Linked DNA regions of Homo sapiens: region 1 is linked to region 2. A link is a loop called in an ENCODE intact Hi-C map of the cell type or tissue named here. Cell type or tissue: Caco-2. All regions are shown on one strand. Each heading gives the region's core, and the rest is flanking DNA. Links, peaks and the distances in the headings are about the cores only. Region 1 overlaps IRF2 (interferon regulatory factor 2). Region 2 overlaps LINC02363 (long intergenic non-protein coding RNA 2363).

What was found. Peaks named below come from ENCODE experiments on the same cell type or tissue, not always from the same donor. Only the 100,000 strongest peaks of a DNase experiment are listed, where the experiment ranks them.
Region 1: it touches region 2 in a loop (7-fold over the local background); 37 of 110 quality-filtered maps call a loop at or near these places.

What each region holds. Positions count from the first base shown.
Region 1 is chr4:184,458,615-184,467,681 of GRCh38, reverse strand. All of the region lies in intron 1 of IRF2 (interferon regulatory factor 2), which reads left to right. Among named protein-coding and RNA genes, the nearest start is that of IRF2, 11 kb to the left of the region's middle. In Caco-2, for the core only: no CTCF peak of the experiment used is centred there; no DNase peak of the experiment used is centred there.
Region 2 is chr4:184,343,765-184,352,831 of GRCh38, reverse strand. LINC02363 (long intergenic non-protein coding RNA 2363) reads left to right here. Exons shown (of 3, transcript NR_040108.1): 2 at 2,554-2,743. Among named protein-coding and RNA genes, the nearest start is that of LINC02363, 5.7 kb to the left of the region's middle. RefSeq lists enhancers at 4,935-5,284, 5,365-5,414, 5,162-5,456 and a silencer at 7,514-7,583. In Caco-2, for the core only: no CTCF peak of the experiment used is centred there; DNase peaks (open chromatin) are centred at 3,871 and 4,181.

The sequences.
Region 1 (9,067 bases), core at 584-8,583, 110 kb before region 2:
GGGAAGATCCAAAGAAGTACTCTGTAGACAGAATACGCTGTCCTGGCCCCCTAAGCTTAGAATCCTACCAATTTTCCCATTTCATGAGATTGACCTTTCAGATGAGGAGGGACTGCATACAAATTGCTTTATTTCAAGTAATATCTACCATGTTATTTTTGAAAGAATTCTTTTGTCCTTTTTACCCTAGATCTATTGGAAAAGATGAGAAAAATTACAGTGGTGATAAGAGTGTCTTAACACCTAGATATGATGGGTGTGTCGGGTGAAAGGATAGCAATGGGAGGCTGGTGGAAAGTGAGAGTTGGGGGATGGGGTGATGAGAAGGAAAATAGGTGACTAGTGACTCCTGGATTCTTGAATGGGAGAGAGTGAAGAGACAATCAGGCAGGGAGATTTTCTGTCTTTGCATAAATGTCACTGAAAGAGTTTTAGAGATCGGAGGGGTGAGGTGAAGTTGGTTAGGCAATTAGTGATAACTCAAGGACCAGTTGAAAGACTGGAGGACCCTCCACTGCTGACTGTGGGATCAGATCCTTTTATCCTGGGGATGAGAAAGGCTGATGGGAAAACTGCTAGGCAGCTGCTGACATTATACCACCAGGAAACATGAAGTTGTGAGTAGTTGTCACTTGGACATGGCTGAAGTCACCTTAGGGTACAGTGATGTTGCTGCATCACAACGTTTAGGTCATCAATGGGCCATACACATGACTGTGGCCCCATAAGATGATAATATCATACTTTTACCTTTTGCTATGTTTAGATACACAGATACTTGCCATTGTGCTACAGTGGCCTACGGTCCTCAGTACAGTAACCTGCAGTACATGTTTGCAGCCTGGAAGCCATAGGCCATACCATAAACCTGGGTGTGTAGGAGGTTATACCATGTAGGTTTGTGTAAGTACACTCTGTGATGTTCACACAATGACAAAATTGCTTAATGGTGCATTTCTCAGAATGTATAAGTGTGCTGATGTTGATGCATTGTTTGGGGATGGGGAAACTGATACTCACTATGTGAGGCCCCAAACTCAATCTAAAATTGCCTTTGGAGGCAACCACGGAAATACGGTAATAGCTCTCTTAGGCCTTCTCCCCCCGTACTGATCTTCCTTGGTACTGTTTTATTTTATTTTTAAACTCTTGAAATAATACATAATAGATGTATGTATTTTCAGGGCACATGTAATAATTTAATGCATTCATATTTGTAATTTGTAATGATAAATCAATGTAATTGTGCTATTGAGATTGTGGGAGGTAAATATGGAATCAGGGAAATAGAATGGGCTGATAATGTGTTTTCCTAAAGAACAGATGGGATTGGCCGTGCGCGGTGGCTCACGCCTGTAATCCCAGCACTTTGGGAGGCCGAGGCGGGCGGATTTCCTGAGGTCAGGAGTTCAAGATCAGCCTGGCCAACATGGTGAAACCCCGTCTCTACTAAAAATACAAAAATTAGCTGGGCATGGTGGCGGGCACCTGTAGTCCCAGCTACTCGGGAGGCTGAGGCAGGAGAATCGCTTGAACCCAGGCGGCGGAGGTTGCAGTGAGCCGAGATCGCACCAGCTTGGGTGACAAGCGTGAGACTTCATCTCAAAAAAAAAACAAAAAACAAAAAACAACCAGATGGGACAAGTTAAAACTGAACTATGAATTCCATAAGTGGGTAGTGTGGGTCACTGAGTGGGGCACTGAGTACTCCACAGTGACTGTAGTCAGGATTCTACATTGAAATAAACTTTCTGGAATTTACCTTGGTGCTATATACTTAAAGTCTTAAAAATGTTAAGCTCTCTGTTCCAGAAATTCTGCTTCTTGGAACCTACTTACGTGAAGTAACCAGAGATGGGAACAAAGATGTATGTACACGGATGTTTATTGAATTAGCTTTTGTTATGTAAAAACTTGGAAACAAGCTAAATATCCAACAATAGAGACACATTTGAACGAATTACGGCACATCCAGACAGACTATAGGTAGCTTATAAAGCTCGTGTTTTCGAGCAGCGTTTAGTGATGGGAAAATATTTATGATCTATGCTGATTGGGTGGGGAAAAAAGGATATGAAATTGTGCTTCTAGTTTTATTTTTAAAACATATGTGTATATTGGGGTATTTTTAAAAACCTGGAAGAAAACATATCTTTTTGATGGTGAAATTGTGGGTGTTTGGCTTTTTTTTTCCTTCTTGAAACATTTTTGTATTTTCCAAATTTAAAACAGCAAGCACAATTACCAATTACCCTTTTAACCAGAAAAATATTCTCAAGAGAGTGCTAATATGTCATCTCTGCCCTCACCTCTGGTCCACGTAAGGTTAGGAAAAACACACTGGGTGCTGCCGAGGAGGAGGCTGTGCATGGACGGGGCCATTCTCGAGCCTTTCTGCCTCCATGTGTGGAGCAGGCTCTAGAGCCAGGGCTTTCCTGGCCAGGCTCTTGGAAGCCTTTGTCCTCAGACAGCTGTGGCTACTTGGAGACACTTAGATTGGTGGCTTTTTGGTGAGGTTGGGACATAATGTTTTGTCAGTAACTGTGAAGGGCTTGAGATATGATTTCACTTCACAGTTAACATTCTTTATACATATGAATACTGCAGAAACACAAAACCCCTGGGTAGGAGAAAAGAGTTCCTTGTTGATATTTACAACTGGGGCAACAGCCTGAGTGACACTATTGTGTCAGGCCCCTAAACCTTGACCCTTAGGTGACACTGAAAACTAATGGAATGTACATGTGGGCTACACTTTGTTGACAGGGACAGAGCAGCTGTCCCTCTCCCGTCCCAAAAGGAGAGAGAGAGAAAAAAAAAAGAAGAAGAAAAAGGAAAACCAAACAGACAAACACCTTAGCTCCCCTGACATGGGATGAAAAGGTTCCAGGGGTCTTATCCTAACCTTTCAGAATGTGAGACACTTGTAACCTGGGGATGTCTCCAAGGTCTGTTTTTCATGCTTTTTGAAATACACATGCCTAGGGAGATACGTCTTCCCAGCACCTTGGGAACCAAGGTGAAATTATTTGGTCCTCTTGAGGAGATTAGAGGTTTTATTATCCTTTTGGAAAAGAGCATTTAATGTACACAAATGGCTACAGATCTAATTCTCATGGTAAGTGAAGTATAAAATGTTTGTAGGGGAAGTGAGAGTGAACATTCCCTGTCTTCATGTCCTGTATAGTCCCTATCTTCATGTCCTGTACATTCCCTATCTTCATATGCTATACAGTCGCTATTTTCATATCCTATATGGCTCCTATATTCATATCCCATACATTCCCTATCCTATACATTCCCTACCTTCATGTCATATATGGTCCTATCTTCAGACCTTTTATGGTCCCCATCTTCATACCCTATACATTCCTTATCTTCATGTCCTGAACAGTCTCCATCTTCATATCCTATACATTCCCTATCTTCATTTCTTAACAGTCCCCATCTTCATATCCTATATAGTCCCCATCTTCATGTCCTGTACATTCCCTATCTTCATATCTTCCTATCCTATACATTCCCTATCATCATGTCCTAAATGGTCGCTGTCTTCATATGCTGTACATTGTCTATCTTCATGTCCAATACATTCCCTATCTTCATGTCCTATACGGTCCCTATCTTCATGTCATAAACGGTCCCTATCTTCGCATCATATGCATTCCCTATCTTCGTGTCCTATACATTTTTTCCCTTTATATTCTATTCATTTCTGTGTGTTAGGAGGTGAAGGCATTTTATAGGAGTCTGGAAAGAAGCCTGAGAAGTTGTATTTTCCCCTCACACCTGCCTTTACCAGACCCCTGTTGGAGAATGACAGTAGAGCTTAATCAGAGTGTGACCTCTGACTTTTCAAACTGAAGACCTCAAATCTCCAATTTTTATCTGAAAAAATATTAGAATAGTTTCACTCTCTTTATGAACATGGAGACGTTTTTGGATTGCTACGGAAGTAGGATTGGGCATGACCATTATGAGTTCAGAGGCTGAATGCCGTACCACAGCCCATCAAAAAAAAAATATATATATATGCACGATATTGTCCAATACAAATATAATGTGAGCCACATGTATAGTTTTAATTTTCTAGTAGCCACTTAGAAAAGTAAAAAGAAGTAGGTAAAATTAATTGTAATAATATATCTCATTTAACTAATTTTATCTAAAATATTTCAGTATGTCGTTAATGTAAAAATACTAATGAGATATTTTGTATCCATTTTTCATACTGAGTATTTAAAATCCAATGTGTCCTTTGCACCTATAGCACGTCTTAATTCAGCCCAGCCACATTCCAAGGGCATGGTAGACCCATGTGGCTGGTGGCTACCATCTTGGTTGGTGCAGCATAAGGAAATCAATCAAGGTGTGAAGACAATACAGGGGAAAGTTGTAGTACAGTCCTGAAAGGACTGAAGGAAAGTAGAGTTGGAGTGGTTATTTTGGTCATAACTGTATGAATCTCCCTGTGGCTCTCCCCACAAACCATACCTGATCTCTTCAGCCTAAAACAATGAAATGCTCTGAATTTCTATAGAAGCAGCATACTCTACATCCCATTCCTAGGGTAGTTAGCTATCTGCATCTTGATGAGATGAATGTTTCATTCTAGACTCTTGAACTGTTATGAAAATCTTAGATTATTTGAATTTTTCCATTTGTATCACCTATGTGGTAAGTTATTTGAGAGCCAGGATCCAGTCCGATTTATTTGCATTCCTCACCGGTGTTTGACACCTTTAAGACCTAGATAAATATTAGTTTATTTGATTTTCAGCTGTAAAGCAAAGGTTAGCTTGAAAGGCTGAATTCCAGCTCAGGAAGGGTGGCACAGATCTAGTTTGTACTAGAAACCTAATGGTATATGAATTGAACACATAAACATTAGGATTTGTCACTTTGCATTAGGATTTGTTACTTTGTATTAGGGGTTCCACACCCAGAAGGTGAAAAATTGTTCGGTTTTTCTCCTTTGTATCCAGACCTTTAAAAAATATTATCAGTTTCTTCTTTTGATGTTTAAGTTCCAATGATGATCCTAATACTTTCTTGTAGGGATAAATAAGCTATATTTGGTGATGACCTGAAGATAAACATTTGGAAGCTGCTACTTTTTCCATGGGTTCTTTGTTAACAATAACTTTGTTATTAACAAACACAGCCCACAACATCTAGGCGATGAAATTCTTTTGAAATCAAGTATAGTATTTTACAGTTGCCTTCATTTGTTCTCTTTGACTGTAATTGTTGGGTTGAAGCAACAGACTTATCCAGAGAGCCAAGGCAATTTATTTTTACTGAAGACTACCTAAGAACTGCTTAGGTAGCTTTTCTCTGCAAGATTAAATGCGACCTTCATGGAATCATGTTAGCAGGGCCAGCAGCTAGAAAAATAAAGACTAAACCAAACCTTCAGCAGCGAAATTCCCAGCTGCTCAGTGGCTCAGAGCTTTCCTGATTGCTTTCTTCCAATGAAAACACTGTAGATTAGTTTTAAGTGAATTCTAGTAGGTTTGGGGATTTGCAACTGACAGAAGAACAGCAAAGTGTAATCTCACTTTAAAATAATAGTCCTGAAGGTAAATCTCTATTGGCTCTTTCTTAGGATGCTGGGATTTTTGTTCATATGGGAAAACTTAACTCATACACACTGTTTAGCTGACCTTTGAAGGTAAGGCCCTAGAAGGCAGACGGAGGCTGGACACCTGGGGATGTGGGGCAGGACTGCTGCTCCTCTTTCTTCTCTCCATTGTAGGCGGGTGGAAACTTGGGAAGCCTGCGAGGAAGGTCCCTGTAGGGAATGTAGCTGACCCATTTTTTCCACTTTTGGGTGTGGTCATCCTGACTATTGGTGAAGTCAGGGTGAATTGAAAATGTTACAGGAGAGGATTTACTTAACTTACAGGTGCTTTTAATGCATTGCGATTTTTGTTTTTCTTGAAAGTCCTCGCAGTTTGGGAGATGGGGGTTGGGGGTTGGGGGGCGGTGGGGGGGCGGGTAGAGGAGAGTGCTCAGCTGAAACCGTTGACTATTTTGATCATTCATCCATTCAGTCATTTATTTAGCAGGTGTTTATTCAGTGCTAACGATATGTAGAGGGAGGTATAAAACGAAAGAAAATTATCTTCGATTTGAGGTAGCCAGGTAGGTAGATGGTCTGCATTCCTTACAGTTAGGAGCCTAATTCTTCCAGATAGAGAAAACACAATTAGGCAAGTAAGATGACAGTTCCAGAAACGATTTTACTTATCTGTGAATCCCTTTTATAGTTCTTCCATGGGCCCTGTGGGGTTGTTTCAGATTGTAGGGGAAGCCGCAGTGCTAATGTGACAGATTTTTTTGCCAAGTGTATACATTTTATTTTTTTTAAAACAGACTCTTAATAGATTGTAAAATAGGCATAGAACAACATATTGTTTTGTTGTTCTTTCTGTTTTTCCACAATTCTCCCACATTTAGTTTGGAACATGGAACTATGGTCTGGTGTCATTAAGGAAAACTGATGGGGTTAAATCCTGATAATTATCTCCCCTCTCTACTTACCCTTCCCTTGTGGGGAGACACTGTAACCAGCAGAGCTGCAGAATCAGTACTCCTGCCCCCCGCGGTAAAGTGAAGGAAGCTGATGAAAGATATCCAGGAACTCTTGGCACTATTTTTGAAATTTTTATGTGGATTGGAAATAATTTCAAAATAAAAAGGTTTTTTTAAGGCTTCCCATTAGTGCTCTAGAGTTACTGTTGCTTATTTAAAATAACAGCCTAATAGAGTGTATTTGTAAGTTCCTTTGTTTGCTTCCCCACGTCGATCTAAAAGGGATTTTATGTAGCTCTTTTTCTACGTAGGTCCTACTTTAGATATCATTTAGTACCCTCTCCTCACAGGGCTTGAGAAGACATTGCCTTGAAGGGGAAACTGGTCCTTACTTCATTTTGAAAATGCTTCCTTTTCTCTCTTCGCGTGTGTGTGTGTGCGTGTGCATGTGTGTGTGTGCGTGCATGTGTGTGTGTGTGCGCGTGCATGTGTGTGTGTGTGTGCGTGCATGCGTGTGTGTGTGTTTGGCTATAGTGAATACTTTAAGTTGCCTGAAATTAAGGAATAATTATCATCCATAAAAGCACTGAAGGAAACAGTGGCAGCAAGTAGGGAATTCATAAATGCATGTTGAAGCATTCTTTTTAAAACTGTGGTAAAATTTACAAAACAAAATTTACCATTACAATCATCTTAAAGTGTATAATTTGGTGACGTTAATTACATTCACAAGGTTGCCTAAGCATCACCACCATCCATCTCCAGAACTTTTTCAGTATCTGGATCAGAATCTCTATACCCATTAAACAATAACTGCTTCCCGCAGCCCCTGGCAGCCAGCATTCTACTTTCTGTCTGTGAATCTGACCACTCGAGATGTCTCATGTAAGTGGAATCATACAGTCTTTGTCTTTTTGTGTCTGGCTTATTTTGCTTAGCAGAATGTTTTCCAGGTCCACCCATGTTGTAGCATGCATCAGAGCTTCATTCCTCTGTAAGACTGAGTAATATTCCTAGATTGTGTTCGTCCATTCATCTGTTGGTAGATACTGGGATTCTTATTAATTTGGCTATTGTGAATAAGGCTGCTGTGATCATTGGTATAAAAGTATCTGTTTGAGTCCCTGCTTTCAGTTATTTCAATTCTGTAGAATGGCTGGGTCATACGGTAATCCTATGTTTAACATTTGAAGAACCACCAAATTGTTTTCCATAGCTGTACCATTTTGCATCCCCATCAGCAATGCACACCGGTTCCAGCTTCTCCACACCTTTTACCAACATTTGTTATTATTATCTTTTTGTTTTGATAGGGCCACCCTAATAGGTATGAAGTGGTAGCTCACGATGGTTTTGATTTGCATTTCCCTGGTAATTAATGATGCTGAGCATCACTTCATGTGCTCCTAGCCATTTGTATATCTTCTTAGGAGGAATGTCTATTCAAGGGCTTTCTTCATTTTTGATTTTGTTGTTGTTGAGCTGTAGGTTTGAGTCATTCATTTTGTGGTTTTGAAAATGACACACTAGTAAGTCTGAAAAACTAAGCTTCTCCCCATTACAGTATATGTAGCATGTGGCAAAAAGTTCTGTTTTAGAATTTTGAGATGCTGTGAAGCTGATGAAGCACACTTTGAGGAATTAACTTAGGCTGGAGTGAAGTAAATCAGAGCGCATGGGTAAGTGAGAATCAGATAGAATCTCGCACCATGCTGGAATTGGGAGTTTCTGTAGCAACGATTGCCTGCCCCTTCCCTTCATTTTTTCAGCTGGAGAAATCAAGTAACCTGCTCAGTGTATTGTAGCCAGGTTAAGTACTTAGTATGTTTTGTTGAACTGTGCAGTAAATAATTATTTTTTTTCTGTTGTATTTTGAATCCAGAAATGTCTTGTGAGAGGAGAAATAGCAGTGCTTGAATATGGTAGTGGATTTATCCTCGCGGCTGCCCTTGTGGTAGCCTCTCTGCTTGGGACTCGGATATGGTAGTGAATTTATCATTGCGGCTGCTCTGTCTGCTTGGGACTCATGAAAAAAGCCTTAGAGTTCTTCACTTCTGTGGTATTTCAGGATAAAGATTAGTAAAAACAGCCTCAGAGTAACATTTGGGGACTTAAGAATTTAAATATAATCCATTCAATCATGGTTCAATAGTATTACTGAGTGGATGAAAAAAAAATATTGCCGTAATAACAGATCTGTTAAGTAAAATGGATAAAAGCATTTGTGTATTTATTGTGAATTGTTGACAGCAGGAGAAGCCATTCATTTGTTCTTACAAGAGCCATAGTAGATAAAGAAATTCAGTGAAATATCACAACTGTATGGAAGCAAATTCATTGTTGGTTTAGTTTTATGTCCTGCGGAAATTTTTCGTTTTGCTGAATCCTTTTGAAGAGTTGAACTTTATTGAAAACTATAGCCTGGCAAGGTCATGTGTGGATTATAACTGAGTTGTAAATAATTGGAAGAAGATGCATAATATATGTGAGAAACAGAGAAATAATATATGTGTTGTGAAGCAGAGTGGTA
Region 2 (9,067 bases), core at 649-8,648:
CTTCAGGCAGGCACCGCCATGCCCAGCTAAGTTTTTAAATTTTTTTCTAGAGACGAGGTCTCACTATGCTGCCCAGGGTGGTCTTGGGCTTCTGGGCTCAAGTAATCCTCTTGCTCTGGCCTCTTAAAATGCTGGGATTACAGGCGAGGGCCACCGTGCCCGACCTGGCAAATTTATTGAAAATTGGGGCAATATTGAATCATCTTTGTATCCCACTGACTAGCAAGAAGGTAAGATACCATGGCTGGCTCAACACAGCTACTACCTAGAAATACACTTCTGTGTTATTCAAACCAGGAGTCAGGAAGGAAAACTAATTGAAAAATACCTTCTGAGTATCTGAATTGGGCAATTGCTATGGGGAACAGAATGACAAAGAAGCAGTACCCCACTCCCCAGAGGAGCTTCCCATCTGCTGGGGGTGCCAAAGCATGAACACATAGAAAGGTGAATAACCACAGCGTGGCAGGCAGGATAATGACACCCCTAAAATGTCCACATCCTGATCCCCGGACCTGTGAGCATTAGCTTACATGACAAAAGGGATTTCGCAGATGAGATTAAGTTAAAGATCTGAGATGGGAAGATGAGTCTAGACTATCCAGGTGGGCCCAGTGTAGTCACAGGGTCCTGATAAGTGGACAAAAGAGTCAAGATAGTTGGAGTTAATGCGAGTTAAGACCGGACATGGCTCTCTTTGGAAGACGAGAGGGGCCTTGAACCAAGGAGTGAGAGCATCTCTAGAAGCTGGCCAAGGCGGGAGGGAACACAGCCCTGTCTACACCCTGATTTTAGTCCAGTGAGACCTAACTTGGACTTCTGACCTTCAGACTGTAGGATAACACAGTTGGGTTGTTTTAAGCCACTAAGCTTGTGGAAATTTGCTATAGTAGCATTTGGAAACTAATACAAATAGCAAAGTTAAATGAGATAAGAATCCAGAAAAAAAGTGTCATAGGTCAATAAGCCAGAAATCGCCGCATACTGGAGCTTCTACTGCAATCTCATACGTTCATCCGCCTCATCGCCCATGAAAACTCTCGTTTCTGGAAAACGAAGGGTGAAAAATAATTAGCTCATGGGAAAAGTAGAGGTGGGCAGACCATTCAAAACTTAACGGAACTTATAACCAGAGCCTTGTTACTATTACCAAGAACAGTAACGATGCTAGTTGAAATATCAGTATAATCGATACAGTTAAATCTCCACTGGCGTCACATCTCCCTCCCACCGTACATCCTTTGCAGTTTTATACCCTGGGCTTCTGATTTCCTCCTTGCAAATGAAGTGTTCTTTTTTTTTTCAACTTTTATTTTAGAATTAGGGGGTACGTGGGCAAGTTTATTACAAAGCTGTAATTTCATGATGCTGAGGTTTGGAGCACACATGAATCTGTCACCCAGGTAGTGAGCATAGTACCCAATAGATAGTAGTTTTTAACCCTTAACCCCCTCTCCTTCTCCTGCTTTTTGTATTCCCCAGTATCTACTGTTCCCATTTTTTGACCATGTGTACCCAATGTTTAGCTCCCACTTACAAGTGAAAACATGCGATATTTGGTTTTCTGTTTCTGAGTTAATTAACTTAGAATAATGTCCTCCAGTGCATCCATGTTGCTGCAAAGGATGTGATCTCATTCTTTTTTATGGCTGCGTAGTATTCCACAGTGTATATGTGCCACATTTTCTTTATGACATTTCTTTCTGAGACCGACCTGCTTCATTAAAATAAAAAATACAACCTGAAGGTAGCCTGTTTGGCCAAGCATTTCTTTTTAAACACCGGGGGATACGTCTTTGCAGATTCTTCATCTTCATTTGCAACTTTCCCAGATTAAAAAAAAAAAGTCCAGTTTAAAAGTATAAAGCACTCATGGAAGACACTTCTGCTGGTAGTCCGATTTTTTTCTTAAAGTTTTCAAACAGTGCTAAAGTTTTCTATTTAATTCTGAAAACCCTACTGCTCATGGCCTCAAAATATTAATCTGCTTGGAAAAACTGATGAACAGCAAACTGTAATTGGTAGATGCCATGAGGGCTGTTGGTTTAAATGAGGGTGGGAGCAGGTTGGGGAGGCCTCTTGCTGGAGGTGGGCTCAAGCTGAGCCTGGAGAATGAGTCAGACGGGAGCTTACAGCATCACTTTCCAGGTGGAAGGAGGAAAATATGGTGCCCGATCCAACATGGGGTGTCCCTGGTGGGCTTTGTTTGGCTCAGACACCCCAGTTGGTGTAGTCCTATTGGCCAGAGCAGCCGCTCTCCCACACCCACAGCTGCTGTTGGTCCTGGGCTTGGGCCTGGAGAAGCCCCTCTTCAGGAGGCTGGGCCAGCCCTATTCTCACACCTAGAGATAGCGCAGCTCCCTCTCTTGGCGTTCAAGCCTCTTGGCCCCTAATTCCCCCTTCAAAGCAGCCTCCTGAGCTTTTGAGGGATTGTCACTCTTGGAGGAAATAAAAACGTAGAAAAATATAGCAGAGCACTCTAGGGAATATGTACTTTCTCAACTTTTCTAGCCACCATCCTTTAAGCAATTATAATGCTTCCGGCTATCACAGGACATTGAGAGGGAAAAGGCCTCATCGACATACCAACTACAGGCCAGGTGGACCTTCGGTGCACACACACCCCAGCGCCCACAGAGATCCAGGCCTCCTGTGTATGAATGTGTGCCATGAATTTAGACCTATTTCTCGCCTTCCGGGCTCTCTATTCCTCATCCTCCATCCAAGTGGCCATCTTGTGCAGGTAATTCTTTTCTCTCCCCTCACCCTTTCCCCCTGCTTCTCCCTACTCTCCCTCCCCCTGTTTCTCTCTGAGTCTCTTTCCCCCTTCTGCCTTCCAGTGCATCCTCTGCAATTTGAGGTGACCCTCTTCTCCAGCTGCTGCTGCAGAACCCCAAGTGTGGTCCCCACACCCCCTCACGGTACACTTCAGCAGGAAGGTGCTTCTGCGTCCCCCTGTCCTCATCCTCCACTGCAGCTGTCCTGCTTCATCTCTTCCTCCTGGACTCAGGTTGGCCTTGGGCCCTGCTCCAAAAGGAGCACATTCACCACAGCTTCAGACTTCCTCCTGCTGCCGCTGCTCCTCGGAAGCAAACCTGGTGACTGCTGATGTCCAGGCCTAGACCATGCCTGGCAGAGCAGCCATGGGGTGGAGAAACAAGTCCTCAAGAGGGCTGCGAGGAGAGGCACAGAGACGGTCAGGGAAACTGAGGTCACACAACTGGGAATAAGAAGGTGGGGTGCTGGGGGGCTTGTCAATGTGGTTCTTCCACAGAGGATGGAAAGCCCCTTCATTTCTGCCCAAGAAAGTATCTTCAGCATTCACCGAAATCTCCCCAAGAGGGAAGCGCCGCAGGAAGGGGAACTAGGAAGGAAATACAAGCTGGTGCTTACTCCATCCCCGTCACAAAGAGGCTCAGAGAGAGACTTGGGAACGATATGCATATGCAATTTTTTAAATCACTCATTCAAGAAATAATAATGAAAAATGAGTTATAGGCAATGGATTAGTAAGTGCTGATCAGATTGACTATGTAAGTGAATTACATTCAAATTACATGTGAAGGAGCTCTATCAAGGGCAATTATGGGTCCTTCGAGAGGCTTTAAAAAGAGGAGGGATGAAACTTGGTTAAAATGGGGGCTCGTTAAAGGCAAGAGGAGTACAGAATGGTTGAGGTAACTTTCTCTGTGCCCCACTGTCAGCCCTGCTCTGCCAAGCAGGCTTGCAGGTGGGGATATTTGCTTGCTCTGGGTTCAGCAAGTCCTTGTGCTGCCTTGCCTAACCTGCTTCCGAGGTATCGGGTTTTAAGCTGGTGTGGCAAGAATGATATTGGCCTTTGTGTTCTAAAGGAGTGGCATGAAGCACAGTGGACCTTGATCTTCAATTGACGCCACAGTCTCCCTAATCCACTGATCTCCAATCATCCCACTAGATTAGCCACCCTATCAGGCAGTATTTTTCCATGTCCCATGTGCTCAAGGACGAAGCTTTAAAAGCAAGCTTGGAAGCTTATGCGATGCAGTACAGTGTCGGGGGTTGGCAGGGGAGAGAAAAGCAAAGGACTTACATTTGTTTTAGAAATTGCTGCCAAAAGATAAGCTTGTCTGTGCAACTATATGACTTCTGACACTGAGGCAGGGAGGATTGTGAAACCAGGATAGACAGAATTTCAGCCAGCAAATAAGTACACGTTCACTTTAGCCAGGGGGTGGGGTGGGGAGGCGGCTGGGAAGGGACTGAGTTTATGAAGAGGCCTAGAGTAATAGTTTCTGAAGCATTACTTATCTAGTGCTAGGCGGCAGAGTTCATTTTGTTTGTATGCGGTGATTACTTGCAGTCTACATGCAGAAAACCAGTTTATCTAATGAAGCGCAGGACTACAAATAGAGGTTTCTTAATAGAACCAGGCGACTGCCATGGGCCTCACCCTGACCGCTGGGTCACAGAGCCTTACCATCGGGGACTAGGCTTTGGGAGGCACTGAGGCAAGTTGGAGAATTAGAAAAGGAGTCAGCCATGAGTTATGTCCTGGCTATTACCGAGAGATAATCTAAAAAATGAAAATAAAGCTGCATATCAGGAGTTGGAAGCAATGTTTTACTGAAGGGCAGTCCGGAGACATGCATTTTGTTTCCAGGTGTTCAAATGCACTTCCTCTTGCTGAGGGGGCCCGAAAGCCTCCCGCTGGCTGCTCTGGGTCCCAGGTGCGTCCAGACGTTGCCAGACACACCTCTGTCAGGTGAGGCAGGCTCCAAGGGAGGAGGCCTTGGCTTTGTTAATTTTGCAGAAGAGCAGGGACTTTCATGACAATTTTTTTGATCTAATGACAAGCTATTTCCTCTACCATTAGTGTCCCGAAGGGCAAATTCTAAAGCCAAGGCCATTTGATAAAGCCTGGGGAATTTATTGCAAGGCAGATGGACACAGCAGCAGCACATAAGAGCACACGCGTGGGGCTCCAGCCCGGCCACGGGGAGACCTTTTCTCAGCAAAGGGCAGCACTGCTCGCTTTGCTGGGGCAGCCCTCCCAGGAAGATCCCAGAAGAGATGGTCTGAGGTGTGTGAACACTGTGAATGTCATGGACAAAGCTCAGCGTGGGACCCCATGGGACTTCAGGTTATTAAGATGTAAATGTTGGCCAAAAGCTTATGTGTGAATTTTATTTTTAAGTTGTGACTTCCTTCCTCTCTGCCTGGGCCAGTGCACAAGCAGGAGGAGGGAGAGTCGGTATTACTCTGCAAGAGCTGTTTCTCCAGGTTTCTGGGTGTGTTCTTGAGTGAATAGAAATCTGACACCACTGAGAATTCACTGACAAAGGCTTTCCGTCTGCAAGGCAGTGTGTCACGCACTGGCCCTGACCAATCCCATTTGGAGCTGAAGACTCCAGAACATGGCGGAAGGTCATTTCTGCAGCAGTGTTAGCTGTTCCACAGCTCAAAGAGGAACTAAAATTAAAGACAGGAAAGCAACATTGTGAAAATGCCTATGGCAGCCACTGAGAGTTACAAAACAGCCTCAACTATCTCCTAAGAAATGATCACTGGGGATGCATGTTTTCAAACTCTCATTGGATGCCCTGTATGCACCTGTTGTAAAGTCGAGAAATCACACCAGCACCAGCACTGCTTTCCTGATCACCTGTTGAAAATGTAATGGACACGAAATACCAAAAACGGGATTAAATTCCCCACCAAGAGGACATCCTTTTCGTGTCAGCGGCTTCCCAGTAGCAGTTTTTCACAAAATCGTGTTTAAAAACATTTTTCTATAGGCAATATTCACCTAGAATGGAAAACGTGGCTAGAATAGCTTATTTTATGATCTTAGATTTTCTCTGTGTTGGTGTGTCTCTCCTCCCATTTCTGAGTTCTGTTTGGCTTAAATGTGTAATGATCTGACCACTGAGCTTTGTCACAGAACTAGGGTAGGAGGACAAAATATTGAGTTAGGAGAAGTTTTCAACCAGCAATTTCCCAATAGTACATGATTTCCTTTTTTGTCTTCTTTTTCTTCTTCAGAGGAGAGCAGGGTACATTCTGGAGTGAGGACATGACTACAAGTTGTAGGCAGGAAATACTGTTTCATGACACCAAATTTTAAAAGAAAGAGACTTTAGAAAATGGTCATATTTTGGCCGGGCACAGTGGCTCATGCCTGTGATCCCAGCACTTTGGGAGGCCGAGGTGGGAGGATCACTTGAGGTCAGGAGTTTGAGACCAGAGACATGGTGAAACCTCGTCTCTATTAAAAATACAAAAAATTAGCCAGGCATGGTGGTGCACACCTGTAATCCCAGCTACTTGGAAGGCTGAGGCAGGAGAATCGTTTGAACCCGGGAGGCGGAGGTTGCAGTGAGTTGAGGTTGCAGTGAATTGAGATTGCGCCACTGCACTCCAGCCTGGGTGACACAGCAAGACTATGTCTCAAATAATAATAATAATAATAAAATAAAAAAGAAAATGGTCATATATTTATAGTCTACTTTTTATATTTTGTTAGATGTCACTAACTACTTAATGCTTTTTAGTTATTTAAAATGTTGCTCACAAATCCCAGTGTAAGCCCACGAAGTTGACCTCAGTGATTACACTTTTCCTAAAACCCTGGGGATTTTGTTTTAAAAGGTTAATGTGTTTTTTCAGTTAGTGGGAAGATAATTATGGACCCTCTCCTGGGTGTAAGTGATGTAAAGGGTCTTCGGGGATATGAATTAAAGAGTAGGCTCTGGCCCTGACCTCTGTATTGAGGAGGGAGGCCTCCTGAGAAGGGAGTCCTTGCTTGTGCTGAAAGGAGCTTTTGCTACATGGGGTCCCACAGGTTTAGGTGCAGGCAGGAGGAGCGGCAGCAAGAGGGCCCACTGTGGGCCCAGAAACATTTGGCTGGGACCTCAGCCTTGTTGTACCTTGTTCTAGGGGAAAAATAAAAGCGGCTCAAGCCTTTCTTAACCCCTGGGAGACACTGGCAGGGAAGAGGCCACAAAGAGCAAGACAGCTGTGACAAGTGCACAGTCACCCCAGGCCCCAAGGCTCTCCTGTTTCCACACACTGTGTCCAAACCAATCATCCAGCTCTTGGCCTGCTCTGCCCAGCCCTCTTCCTGACCTTCAATGCTTACATCTCCACTCCCAAAATAGATCAGGAAGCTGCTGATGCCACAGAAAGATCTGGCTTTGGAATAAGTAAGCCCGGGTTCAAATCCCCTGCCTGTACACATTTATAACATTCGACTTTATGTTCCTACCCTGTAAAATGGGAACACCAGGACCTATGATTCAGGGTGCTGGGGAGGTCTAAAGTAGGTAACATATGTCAGACACATAGCACAATGCCTGGCGCATGACAGCTGATCAGTGAAGGTTATTTGTCCCTCCTGCTTGTCCTAGGAGGAGCTAGTGCCGGGATTCGCCTCAGGGGCATGTGGGTGTCAGAGACAGGGCATTGCGTCCTGGCTAGGTGGCTTGCCAGATGCAAGATCATCTGTTTTCCTGTTTCTAAAAAGGAGATAATGTCATAAGGTTACTGTCAGGATTAAAATGAAAAGTGATAGAGCATGCCTGTCCCATCATAGGAACTTGATACCTGTTGGTTTCTGTCTTTAAACTTCTTTGAAATATGCCATCCCTCATCCCTGTGATGGCCTCACAGGCAGCTGCATCCCTTGAACCCTGTACTGGACCACTGGCCACCCCTGCATCTGCCCCTACCTCTGCCTCATGCAACTGTCACTGCCATAGGAGGGGCCTACCAGGCACTGGGCGACTCAGCCAGGTGCGGAGGCAGACACGAGGCTCCATGGCAAGGCTGTGGGACTGTCCCTGGCAAAACAAGCCTCCCTTCACTTTCTGTCTTTATGACTACCCTCGCTGTTCTGTCACTTGATTTTACCTGAGGATCCAATTCTGGGGTAGGAACAAAGTTTCCTCCTGAGCTCTGACCATGCTCTGAGTTGGAAATCCGAAATACTGAAGGATTTCCAATTCACAGCAGCTCTATTTTGGATTTTGATTTATTTGTTGGAGTGGTTCTGAGCTATCACAGCCTCCCACTCGCCCCCTCCTCAGGGCTGTTCTTGGAGAGAGCAGCATGATTTCAGCCCATGAAGGAACAATCAGGCTCAATAAACCTAAGAGAAAATCGAAGAATAATCTAATGTTCTCAGTGCTCAGGTCTAAAGAGGAAGTGACCTCATTTCATAAGGGACAGCCATTGCTAGTTTAATAGAATAGCCTTTTGCATTATCACAGATGTAGCAGACTAGGTGTGTAATCATAGATAAAATAAAAAATCGTAGACAATTTTGAAGAAAAACCAGGAGCATCTTTTGAGATTACTTAAGGGAATACAAGGAATCTATGTATCCCTTTGCGTAAGATGTCCCATGCAATATATCCAGCCCCTTGGGTATTTAATGAAGCACTTTCAAGAGGATAAGAGGCAGGAGACCGGAAAGACTCCACTGGTGTTCTGCAAAGTGGAGTGTGAAACGCAAAGGTTTTTTTTTTTTTTTCCAGAATTTACACATCCAATGCCAAACCTAAGGAGGAAAGGAGTAAATGGCCAGAAGGAATAGGGATTTGATTGCCAGATGGTTAAATGTGGTGTGACAGTATTCCATTAAGAATTTTGAAACATTCAACATACATTCACTTTGCTTCAACGAGACCCAAACGGAAAGCATCTAGAGAGGCACACACGCAGCGGCGCTCTGCGAAACGTCTGTGTTTCACATGGTACTGCCTGTTTGCCTGTCGGCTCTCAATGCCACCCCACTCTCCCTGCCCTTCTCTGTAGGAGCTGGAAGCCTGCAAACTACATTTCCCAGAATCCCCAGCCAGCTTGCTTCCCAGTAGCCTCTGCCAATGGGAGACACTGGTGGGAGCTTGGAAGGAGGGTAGAAGGGAGAAAGAAGCTGATTTTATTTCTCCTTCTGTTGAAGTCTCTGGCAGTGGCAGCAGTAGCAGCAGTGGCAGCAGCTGCGGCAATAGCAGTAGCAGCGGCAGTAGGTGACTGAGTTTCTGCTCAGGTGGAGTTTCAACAGCAGTGGGGGCAGGGAGTGCTCTCGCAG